Linked DNA regions of Mus musculus: region 1 is linked to region 2. Evidence: chromatin contacts called from ENCODE Hi-C or POLR2A ChIA-PET data. All regions are on one chromosome and are shown on one strand. The core of a region is the stretch at or near the end of the contact, and the rest is flanking DNA. Distances in the headings are between cores, read along the strand shown. Region 1 holds the start of Mroh4 (maestro heat-like repeat family member 4). Region 2 overlaps Adgrb1 (adhesion G protein-coupled receptor B1).

Evidence for each region. A loop is a pair of places that touch in the nucleus more often than their neighbours do. ChIA-PET counts read pairs that join two places held with the same protein, here RNA polymerase II (POLR2A).
Region 1: a map of left cerebral cortex shows a loop between it and region 2 (2.2-fold over the local background). The contact joins the promoter of Mroh4 here to the enhancer-like site in region 2. A Hi-C loop is called at or near these places in 1 of 37 maps with a recorded cell type or tissue (left cerebral cortex). POLR2A ChIA-PET finds 5 or more read pairs at or near these places in 4 of 5 experiments (Patski and embryonic stem cell).

The regions. Positions count from the first base shown.
Region 1 is chr15:74,633,602-74,639,064 of GRCm38, reverse strand. It overlaps Mroh4 (maestro heat-like repeat family member 4), which reads left to right and starts at 2,747. Exons shown (of 27, transcript NM_001177437.1): 1 at 2,747-2,849; 2 at 3,458-3,547; 3 at 4,162-4,423.
Region 2 is chr15:74,587,554-74,593,112 of GRCm38, reverse strand. Adgrb1 (adhesion G protein-coupled receptor B1) reads right to left here. Exons shown (of 31, transcript NM_174991.3): 29 at 4,971-5,006; 30 at 4,702-4,809; 31 at 3,649-4,426. The coding sequence ends at 4,229. Among named protein-coding and RNA genes, the nearest start is that of Mroh4, 46 kb to the left of the region's middle. Within about 2 kb of position 4,076, at least 1 of the 3 ENCODE cell types and tissues checked has a DNase peak (open chromatin) inside an H3K27ac peak, as active enhancers do; it is left cerebral cortex, where a contact is called at or near this core.

The DNA.
Region 1 (5,463 bases), core at 1,498-3,997, 47 kb before region 2:
TGATCTATATGGCCAACTGATCAGTCAGGCTCAAAGCTATCTTTGACTTCAGTTTTGAAAGAAAGAGAAAAGGCATGGTCCAAGATTAAGAAGTCTCAGCGTTAGAGTCTAGGTGTTTAAAAAACAATCCATTGCTACATTAACAGTGGCACTCACTCCTGCACAACCTTGGAGACTATGCATAGGGTGTGGCGAACCCTGTGCCCCCGGGGCCAAAAGATCTAACTAGAAAAACTCAGCGAAGACTGCACTGCTGACTCCCGGCCTCTGAGGAACATGTTTCCAGTCTCCATGGTAGTTCTGTGTGCTCAGTTGTTGGTACTGGATGTATCGACAACTTCAATAATTAGGTCTTTTGAGTAAAACATGTACATGTCTCAGGTTGTCACTACACTCTTTCAGAAGTTAGGACAGCAATAGGCTGACATGTGCTCCAGTTTGAAAGGCACAAGAAGAAAATAAAAGACCAAGGCAGGAGGGGCTAGAGGGGAAGGCATAAGTCTTTTCTAGTAAACACACCCCCCCCCCTTGTAGCTAATTCCTAGGTGCTCAAAACAAAATTAAGAAAAAATGGCTGCCCAGTGGCCCTGACCTCAAACACAACCTCCACAGACCTGAGCCTAGGTGACTCTCCATTAAAAACAGTATGGGGGGGACCCTCTGTGGTAGACAAATAAAGTTTCAAGTTTAGGGGAATCTGTGGGCTGTTGGGTGTGTGGGAAGAAGTTGAACCAGATACCCAAGCTAGCTACCCATATGCTCAATGCTACTGTGGCTCTAAGGATGTGTTAATGTCAGTTCTCAAAAGCAGGGCTCAAAGAAGGTGCAGTGACTAAACAGTCTAGGAAGGCCCTCTGTCTGTCCGGACAGGAGGAATATTCTTAACACAACCCCTCATTAAAAGGTTGCAGCCACTGTTATGGTCTCACAAGTAAAATGAGGTTCTATTTCAAGCTACTCCCCAGACCCCAGGTCTCCCGAAGTTTTGGTTAGAGTTTCTGGCTCTCCCCATCCCCTTTTGGAGAGTAGGGGAGGGGAGGTGTGCCAGAAAATACACCACAATATTTTCATGTTGGTGTGTCAGGTCAAATCCTGACTGGCATCATAGAAGTTTTACGGGAGGCAATTTGGATCTGCGATATAGGAGACTCTACTCTCCATGGAGATTTGAGACAGTTAAAAAAAAATCTCCCCCCAAATTCAACCTGGTTTCAACCAGGGCTATGGGGCCCCCAGTAACTCTTGTAAAAGTTCTGCTATAGGCCTTGCGCCCTTTGCTGCCTACTACTTTTCTTAGATGGAGATGAGAAATCATGTCTTGGGGTACAAACTGGCATGTTCCCTAAAAATCAAACTTATCTCATGCTATGTAGGCACTTGACATGTTCAACAGTTATCCCCCGAGCAGTTCCCTTGCACCACAGGAAGTAGGTTCGGAAGGAAGGTCTATATCCCTCAGGAAGGAAAGCCCAAAATGTCTCAGGGAAGGGACAGTGTGCAGTGTGCAGAGACAGCTTCAGGGGGTTTTTCTGCAGAGGAAGTAAGTCAAGAGGGCCTAAGGCAGTCATAGCAACTACCCTGGAGTTTCTCATTCAGAGGTTTTGCTGGGGACCTGAGACTAGAACCAAGCCCTAGACCCCAGCTCTTCTCAGAGAGTGGACTCTCTCTGTCTTTCTGTCTCTCTCTCTCTGGACAACAGATGGCTGTACCTCAGCCCTTCACAATGGTAGCTTGACCTGCTTCAGCAGAGTGGGGCCTGCCTCTTGTTCTCCCAGGGGTAGGTAGCTTTGCATCCAGAAAGACCCCGTCTTCCTTCCTACAAGGCTTCCACCTGCCAGCTTTTGTCTATCTCAACTCATGGAGAGTCAAACTTGTTCATCAGGATTCCTGCCAAAGTCCCCAAAGCCTAGCTGTGAACGGGCCCTGAGTTCCAGAAGCACACTCAGGGACTCAGTATCCCTCATTAAAGAAACGAAAAATAAGCAATCAAAAACCTCGCCACTGATGGGTTCTCTATCACACCTATTGAAGCAAGGTTGCTGGACAGGAGCCAGGCCTGTGCTGAAGCCAGCTCCAGATCACAGATTGATCCCGAGGCCCAGCGAGAGCAGGGCCAGGGACTACGAGGGGCTGTTTTTCTCGAAGACAGCTAACCTTTCTTCCATCAGCCTGCATAGCTGTTGTCTGTACACTGGGGTGGGGGTTACTGGTGATCTTTCAGATCTTCGAGTGGCAGTTGGCTTAGCCACACCCCTTCCAACTGTCATTCTGAGGGGCATTGCAGACCGAAGAGTAGACTAGTCCAAATGCCCTGGGGTAACCACAGTGATTATATGTCCCAAGACCACCTGGACAGTGTTCCTTCTTTGGCCATCAGGTCCTCAAGTCAGACTTGGAGGAGCAAGCCAGTAGCAGAGCTGCAGATATTACAGGGGCTCTAGGTAGGGTCCCCCCAGGCCATCTAAACCATGAAGCAGGCTCTGTCAAGCAGCTGTACATGTTCAAGCCTCCTAGGGGGACAAAGTCTATTCTTGAGACTGTCAGATGGGGCAGAGGTTTTACAAAAGGAGCCCCCCTTAGAGCTCCTCTGGGACTATTCCCAGTAGCCCTTACTGTTTTTCAGATGACACTGACACAGATAATGTGTCTTGCCCCTGTCTGATTTCCATTGCTCCTCAACTGCCCTCAGTGTCGGTTAGGATGGAATCCTCAGGGCTGAGGTTCCCTCCTGACCTCCCAAACACCCAGTGGCTGTTGGGAACTTGTCACTCAAGCCTTTGGGGGCTTCTGGTTGGATTTCTTGGGGGCACAATCCCCACTGAGCCTTGGGGATAGTAACTCAAAGACAGGTCTGTCTTTGAGGAGGCATTTTGCCTTAATTAAGCCCCAACTGGGGACTAGTCGAGATTTTGTCATCTCAGGGAACCTTTCGAGTCTGTCCCCTGCCCCCAGACAACCAGATCTCACAATGTGTGTGTGTGTGTGTGTGGGGGGGGTTTCCTTCAGAAGCTTCAATAGTAGATGGCAGGATCCTGAGTGGATATTCCCACACCCTGAAGGATGAGAAATACCCTCTCCCTCTTCTTTCTTAACCCTCTAGGTCATCTGGTTCTGTACAGCTGCCTTATTTTATACTCTTCTGCTGTCTCTCCCCAGTCGAGGGCACTCTCTGGATTGCCAGGCAACAATGAGAATCTCAATAAACTTCTCCTTAGGAATGGGGTGGGAGGCAGGGGAAGGAGGGGAGACACACCTAGTGGAAGCAGAGTCTCCTGCAAAGTCTCTTTTTCCCTCCAGGGAGCTGTTGGGAGTCCCAAGAGCGCTCCTCTACTCTTGGCTAACTCTAGCCTCCTTTCTCCCTTCCTTGAATCTTGATGCAGGCAGGGCCCAAAGTTTTCAACTTTACCCTTGGCTAGGCACAAACAGCCCCCAGTCACATTGCCTCCCTTCTTCTCAGGCTGCCCAAGGCCACCAGGCTCAAGACTTCAGGTGCTAGCAGAGCCCTGGACCAGATCCTGTCTCTCAGTTTCCAGCCCCAAAGCCAGAGGTATGGTTTTACATCTTCTGCTTGCCTTTCAAAAACCAACCAACCAACCAACCAACCAACCAACCAAACAACCAACCAAACAAACAAACAAAACCTCACGGCTTTTTAAATTTTAAGTAGCATTTTTTTTGTTGTTTTGTTTTCCTGACAGTAGTAAAATAGGCTCCTTTGCACTGTCCCCCATGAAAGTCTGGAATCACAATATATTGGGAAAGTGGATCTTAAATTAAAATTCTGGGTCTTTGTCCCTGAGCCAGACAACATCCGTGTGATCAGTCGACATTTTGGGAGCAGGTTTCCAGCACTGCCCACCGAGTGTCTCTCTTTGACCCTGTGGCTATTTAAGACCTAGGAAGAATCGGTGAACAGTGATTTTTTGGGCATTTCTACTTTTTAATCCTTGGACTAAATTCCTGAAAGTGGGAGTCTAGGACAAGCAGACCATGATGCCCCAGGATAAGAGAGTCTTTGACAGCAAATGACCTACACAGGTGCAAGTTGACCAGTGGGGTTCTCTGGGGCTCTTGGTGACAACTGTCATCTGTGTTATCACCCAAGCAGTGTGCATGTGTGAGTAACAGGTCTTTTCCATGTTTTTCTGTTTCTTTGAGTAGCCTGGAGGTCACCTCTGCACTGCCTTTCAGCACACAGAAGTCTTTCTTCATCTACCAAAGACTGCTTCGCTGCAGCAGCTGCAGAGTGCACTGATATCCTGGTGGCCCTCAGAAGTTCACTGCGTGCCCAGCACTAACCCAGAGCCAGAGAGTAAAGAGAAAGCTGGAGAGCTCAGGTGGGAGAGGCCGCAGCACCAAGGGATGGAAAGGTGACAACGAAGGATCGAGGGGCGTGTAGGCAGTCAAGACAGAAACATTCCAGGTAATAAGACAGTTTATACCAAGCCAGTGATGGGACCCTCGTGCCTCCTTTCAAAGAACTAAAGAGGGTCGTGGCTTCCTGGAGACTGATGGGACTGTGGCTGACCACAAGAGACTTGGCAAGGAGCTGTGGCTGAGTGAACCAGGTTGCAGAAGCTGTGCAGGTTCTCTGGGGGTCTGTGGGGTTGAGGATTAGAGGGTTGAGAGAGAGAGAGGAGTTGAGAATCCCTGGACACACAGAAGGATCTGAAAAGCTGGTCTCTAGGTTCCTTGGGTAGCCCAGCTAGGTGCAAGCTGATTGGATTAGGTTGGAGAGGAAAAAGAGTTTGCATGGGAGAAGCTAGCACAAGCAAGGAGCAGGAGGGGGGAGGGTGGGTAGAAGAGATAGCAGTGTCTCCTCTATTCTCTGCAAGCCTCTTGTTATAGACCTATCTGCCATCTGTAGCCATACTTGACCCCCCTTTGCCCTCAGTGGCCCCCTCACCTTGGGTCACTGTCCGACCCTTACTTTAGTCTCCGTGTCTTGTCCCATGTCCTCCATGCAGCCTTCTAGTCCCCTGTTCCCCTCCACTTCTATCTACCCCAGGCTCGGGGACAGTCACTTAAAAATGGCTTTTGTGGCTTCCATGAAAAAATTGTAAAGGTCTAGTTTGCAAAAGAGAGAGGTTCAACATCCCTGGACCCTTTTCAAGGCCTGAGGGCAACCCTCTGCTCTAGTTTGATGGGCAGAACTACTAAGAGTTCTAGGTGATGGAAAGAATTCAAGACAGAACAGCCTAAAGTTTCTAAGGCCAGATGTGGCATGGCCAGACAATGACATGGCCACTGTGGCTTGGAAATCCAGAGTCAGCTCTGGCTGGGGTGAACAATAGCTTAAAGCAGATGGGAGGGGCTCTAGCTGGGGTTGTAGCGGGGCCAGACAGTTGGGTTATCAGGGGGAACCTTGAGGCCCCAGATGGGCAACAGACTTCAAAATGGGGTAGTGTTAAGGCCACCAACACTGGGCCACACTCAGCCCCTGGCGCTGAGCAGGATGGGGCA
Region 2 (5,559 bases), core at 2,827-5,326:
GGCGTCCTCCAGATTGTAGGGGTGTGGGTGTTGATAAGAACGCAGTACTTGCTGGCAGCTGCTTCTGCTGGCTGCACCTCCAGTTGACGCAGAAACTCATTGTCCTCATGTGTCCTTCTTCCTTCACATTCCCCAGTCCATAGGAGCCAGGAAGCAGTGAACTGTAAGACCCAGGTTCTAATCCCGTCAGCATCACTACCTTACACAGCGATCACAGTAGCTACTACTGTCTTTGGCACCACCAGAACAAATGTCAGTCACAACCATGACCACCACCACCATTGTCACTAGCATCATTACCGCGACCATGTGACTATTTGTTGATGTTTCACTATTGCTGTTATCAGCCTTACCAGTGTCACCATCATCATCACCACCATCATCACCAGCCTCACCATTACTCTATTACCTCACTGACATCATCGCCACTACCATGGTGGCACAACCTTCGTTATTATGTTAACCTTACTACATCATTATCACCATCACTACTATCACAGTCACTAACACCATCATCACTATCACCATCACCATTATCATGCTCATCACCAGTAAAATCTCCAGTTCTAGGTCTATAAACCAAACTTTTGCCACCAACGTTACCCGCCCCCAACACTGTGCCAGTCACAATGGTGACCTCCATCATTCCAAGTCCCACATCTCCTAAGGCAAGGTAGTTCTAATGATGGCAGGTAGAGGGTGGCAGAGAGTACTCTCAGGTTCACTTCTGACTGGTTGCTAAAAAGGGTAGCTGGGTACTGAGAGGCTAGGACAGCCAAATCACACAAGGAAGACCCAGGAAGATCTCTCTGGAGGCCCAGCCATCTGAGGCTCCAAAGGAAAAGAGTGCCTTGTGATGGTAGCAGCAGCTAAGGATAGTGTTGGTGCCCTTAGGAAAGAGGCTCATTGGGGGAGCATCCAGGAACTGGTGCCAGGAGAGCTGAATTGCAGGCAAAGCCCTTTCTGACCTGTAGCATACCAGCAGCATCCTCTAGTTACCCTGAGTCTGGTTCTTCACTCTAGACAGTGTGATGGTTTGTATATGCTCCACCCAGGGAGTGGCGCTATTAGAAGGTTTGGCCCTGTTGGAGTGGATGTGTCACTGGGTGTGGGCTATAAGACCCTCATCCTAGCTGTCTGGAATATTCCACCTTCAGATGAAGATGTAGAACTCTCAGCTCATCCTACCTGGATGCTGCCGTGTTCTCGACTTGATGATAATGAACTGAACCTCTGAACCTGTAAGCCAGCCCCAATTAAATGTTGTTCTTATAAAAGTTGTTTTGGTCATGTACTGGCTGGTTTTGCGTGTCAACTTGACACAGGCTGGAGTTATCACAGAGAACTGTGGGGGAAGTGCCTCTATGAGATCCGGCTGTGGGGCATTTTCTAGGTTGGTGATCAAGGTGGGGAGGGTCCCGTGTGGGTGGGACCATCTCTGGGCTGGTAGTCTTGGGTTCTATAAGAGAGCAAGCTGAGCAAGTCAGGGGAAGCAAGCCAGTAAGTAACATCCCTCCATGGCCTCTGCATCAGCTCCTGCTTCCTGATCTGATTGAGTTCCTGTCCTGACTTCCTTTGGTGATGAACAGCAGTATAGAAGTATAAGCTGAATAAACCCTTTCCTCCCCAAACTTGCTTCTTGGTCATGATGTTTGTGCAGGAATAGAAACCCTGACTAAGACAGGTCATGGTGTCTGTTCATAGCAAGTAAAACCCTAACGAAGACAGATGGGATCATGACCCTGCTTGCCAGGTGTTAGAAGAACAGTACTCCAAAACACTGAGCCAGAGCAAAGAGACCTGACAGCAATCCATGGAAAGGCTCCTGTCCCTACAAGGGTTCTGGGCCAAGGCGACACTCGGTATGGACTCCCCTTTGGAATGTATATGGAGCCTGCTGGAGTGGGGCCCACTGGAGCAAGGCTCAGGGTGCTGATGAAGTACAGCCTTTGCTGGCCAGCTTCCTGTGCCAAAAGTAGATAGCAATTTCCGTTATGGGTCTCTCTAGGAGGAGGAAGAGGAGCCAGGACTCCTAGCACAAATATCCCTCCAGAGGGAGGGCCTGCAGTGGGGGTTGGCAGGGAGAGCTGCCTCTAGACACACACTGCATTTTACAGAGCTTTGACTCCAGCAGTTGAGTCTCTCCCTTCACATGGCCGGTATGAGGGGCTAGGGTACTCTATGCTGCTTTGTGTGTTGTTGCAGGTGGAGAGGACAGACAGGGACAGGCAGCTTACAGAGCTGGCTATGGATGCTTGGTCACTGCATGAAGACAGTATGAGGACAGTGGTAAGTCTGAGCAGGGTTCAGCCCTCAAGACCGAGACCTGGCCCACATTCACATGCTGCCTGCATAGGCAGAGTGCTGGGACCCCAGGGCTTTCTCTACCTGTACCAATAGACCCTCTCAGCTTCTTTCATTTTGTAATAGCCAGGGGTGAGGCCACTCAACTCATAGGAAGCTCTCCAGTCCTGGAAGGCAGAGCTTTTGTGCACAGACTGCAGGTGCATTATGATAGCGATTCTTCACGTGACCTGTGGTAGGCGCTGTGACGAGGCTTAGAAGCCTTCCATTGCGGGACATATGCACCCGTGCATACTTGGTTCACACTAGCCATGGCATGGTCTAGGCTGGGTCTTATTTTGTTGCCAAATCTCACCGAAGCATTGGTGGGGTGTTTGCTTTGTTGTTTGTAGTCTGTAGCTAGCTAGGGTCTATCCTGGGCTCTGCATGCCCTTCTCTGGCCATCTATGGACTTGTCCCTCCTCACTTACCATTCACCCACCCGTGTGTGTGCACCTAGGGGTGTGCCTGGCCATCACAGTTACCTGAGCTCACTGTGGTCACTATACCAACAAGCACTATCCCTAGCCTGTCTCTGCTGTGAAAAAGGATGCTGGGGAGGGGGTGGCATGTCAAAGACACAGTGAAGGAAGGAAGGGAGAAGATTTGGGTGAGGGTATAAAAGGAACCTATATGGGGCTGGACTCCTTTTCTAGCTCTTAGTACTTTGTTGGGGTTCTGTGGGCTTCACGTGTCCCTCAGGGCCAATGGTCTGCATCTGGATTCCAGTTCATACTGGGGTCTAAAGGGTTCTGCCTGCAGAGGTCCAGGCTTGTGCAGTCCCAGTGTTTGGGAAAGGAGGGACCTCCTCTCCTAGCTTCCCAACCAGACTCCTTGAGTGGCTTAGGCTGCCCCCTGCTGGAAGCTCTGGGAAATGCAAGAATGCTGAAGCTGGGGTTGCAGGCATCTGGTTGATTTGTTAGGTAGTCTGACCATAGGACCACCATGGTCTGGGGACAGGAAAAAGGGAACCAGTACTGGGCCTTACAAAGTAGTAGGGCAGGCCTGTTCAAGATGGGCCCAGGGGGGCTGCTAGAACCCAGCTACAACCCATATTTTGTTTCTTTTCTTTCACTATTTCAAGTTGTTTTACAATTGCTACCTGTTAACTCTGTCCTTCCCAGGTGACTCAGGGGTCCAATGAGTCAAATTAAGTCCCGCCTCAGAGGACCATATGGAGGGCAGGCACCCAGGGCAGGACAGGACAGGACAGGACAGGACAGGACAGGACAGGACAGGAGTTGCCTCCCTACCACTGAAATAGAACCATGCTGCTTCAGGAAAAAAAAAAAAGACTACAAAGCTGGGTTTTTAATTCTTTTTATTGAAGAAAAGAAAAGGAGAGAAAAAATAGATTCCCCACCCCGCTTCTTTCCAGAGTGATCTCAGTCCTGTCCCGGGGGGGCTGGGTCAGGACCATGCTCTCTGCCTGGGTCTGAGAGGGGCCCAGGGTCCTGGAAGGGAGTGGGGGGTCTGGCTGCTTCCCAAGGGGTAGGGGTGTCTAAAAATCGGAGCCAGGCTGGTGGGCCACAGGCAGTCCTCTGCAGTGGTGGCTGAAGTGGGCATCCTGGGGACGCTGGCCACACCAGGCCTGTCCGTGTTCACAGCAGCTCGCCTGCCTGCCTGCCCGGGCTTGCCCAAGGAGGGCTGAGTCTGAGGCACCATCTGGCCTCTGGATCCCTGTGCCCGCCGGCCATGCCACCTCCTGTCCTGTGTCTGGCTCTGGTCCCAGCACCGCGGGCCCTCTGCCTGGCCGCCTCTGAGCGCCCTGAGGCCGGGGCTGGACCCGGCCCGCCACCGCGAGCGCGTCTGTGCCCGTCCTATGGCGGAGCGGGCAGAGCAGCATCCCACCTCCTGGCCCGGTGTGGGGCCACGGCCCGCCCGCTCAGACCTCGGTCTGGAGGTCAATGATGTCCTGGCCAACCAGTGGGATGGTGGCACCCGCCTTCTCCCACTCTACGCTCCGCAGCTCCAGTGGAGACGGGGGCAGTGGCTCCAGCTCCTTTTTTACCCAGGCAGGCGTCCCGTGGGGCTTGCGGAGGCTCTCCCAGGCCCTCTTGTTGGGAGTCTGCTGCTTCTCTGGCTACTCAAGGCCAGCGGTGTAGTCGGAGCAGAGGAGGAAGAGAGAGAAGGGCTCTTAGGAAGGGATTCCCAGAGAGAACAGCAACCCACGCATCCCACAGCCCGAATCCAGGCAGTAGCTGCAGTTTCCATGATGGGGTCAGTGCTGTGGGGAAGGACACTCTGGAACCTGCCAGACAGAGCCAGGCTCAGGATCCTCCTGCCCTGCCCTTTGCACATCTGAGAAGGGACAGCTAGCCCAGGGAATGTGACTGGAGCAGAGCCCGTGCTTCTGACCTTGCTGTCTGCGCCTGGCACCTCCTTCTCCTTCTCAGCCGCATGCTGCAGCTTCCGGTTCAGGTCCTGGAACATGTCTTGGTGTCGCTTCCGTGTGTGCATGATCTTCTGTGGGTTGGGGCCAGGAGTCCTGAGCCCGGATGGGCATCCACAGCCACCCCTTCGTCCCACCTGCTGTTGGCCCCTGCCTTGAGCCCCTCTCCAATTCCCATTGCTGAAATGGCCCTAGTACCCAGCCTCTCTGGTCAGAGAGAGGCCCCTGCACTTACCTCAAAGTCCAGTTCTGCATACCGTGATTTCCGCCGCTGCAGGAGAAAGGGGTTGTGTGCATGGGCAATGTGTTCCCTAAAACTTCCTAGACCACAAGTCCAGGCCCTCTGGCCCAACAACTGGGGAGACACCAGCCTGCCTTCAGGGGACATGCTGAGGGTGCACCAAGTACCCAGGTTGCCTGTTCCCTAGGGACCAGCCCCAGCTCTGGGTTTGGAGGGGCTGCTGAGACTGAAGGGAAACCCTTGACAATGATGGAATAAGGATGGGGTCTCTGTGAGCAGTGAGGACTCCCACCCCTGCTCCAGGCCTGTTTGCCCTTGCTCTCCCTCTGCAGTGTCGAGCTCAGGCAGGCCACACAGGTCACATGGTTGGACCCCCAACAGTGAACTCAGTGCTGGCTGCACCTAACAGGTAGAAGGCTAGATGGTGGCACATCCTAGTGTGGGGCAGGGGCTCCCTAAGGGTGCCATCCTAGCCTCTGCCCCTTGTCCTAAAGGCTGAATAAAGTACGGGGGGAATACAAAGCACTAGGCTAACCACAGACTGTTGTGTGAAAAGATCCTGTCCCTGGGCTAGCCTTACCCA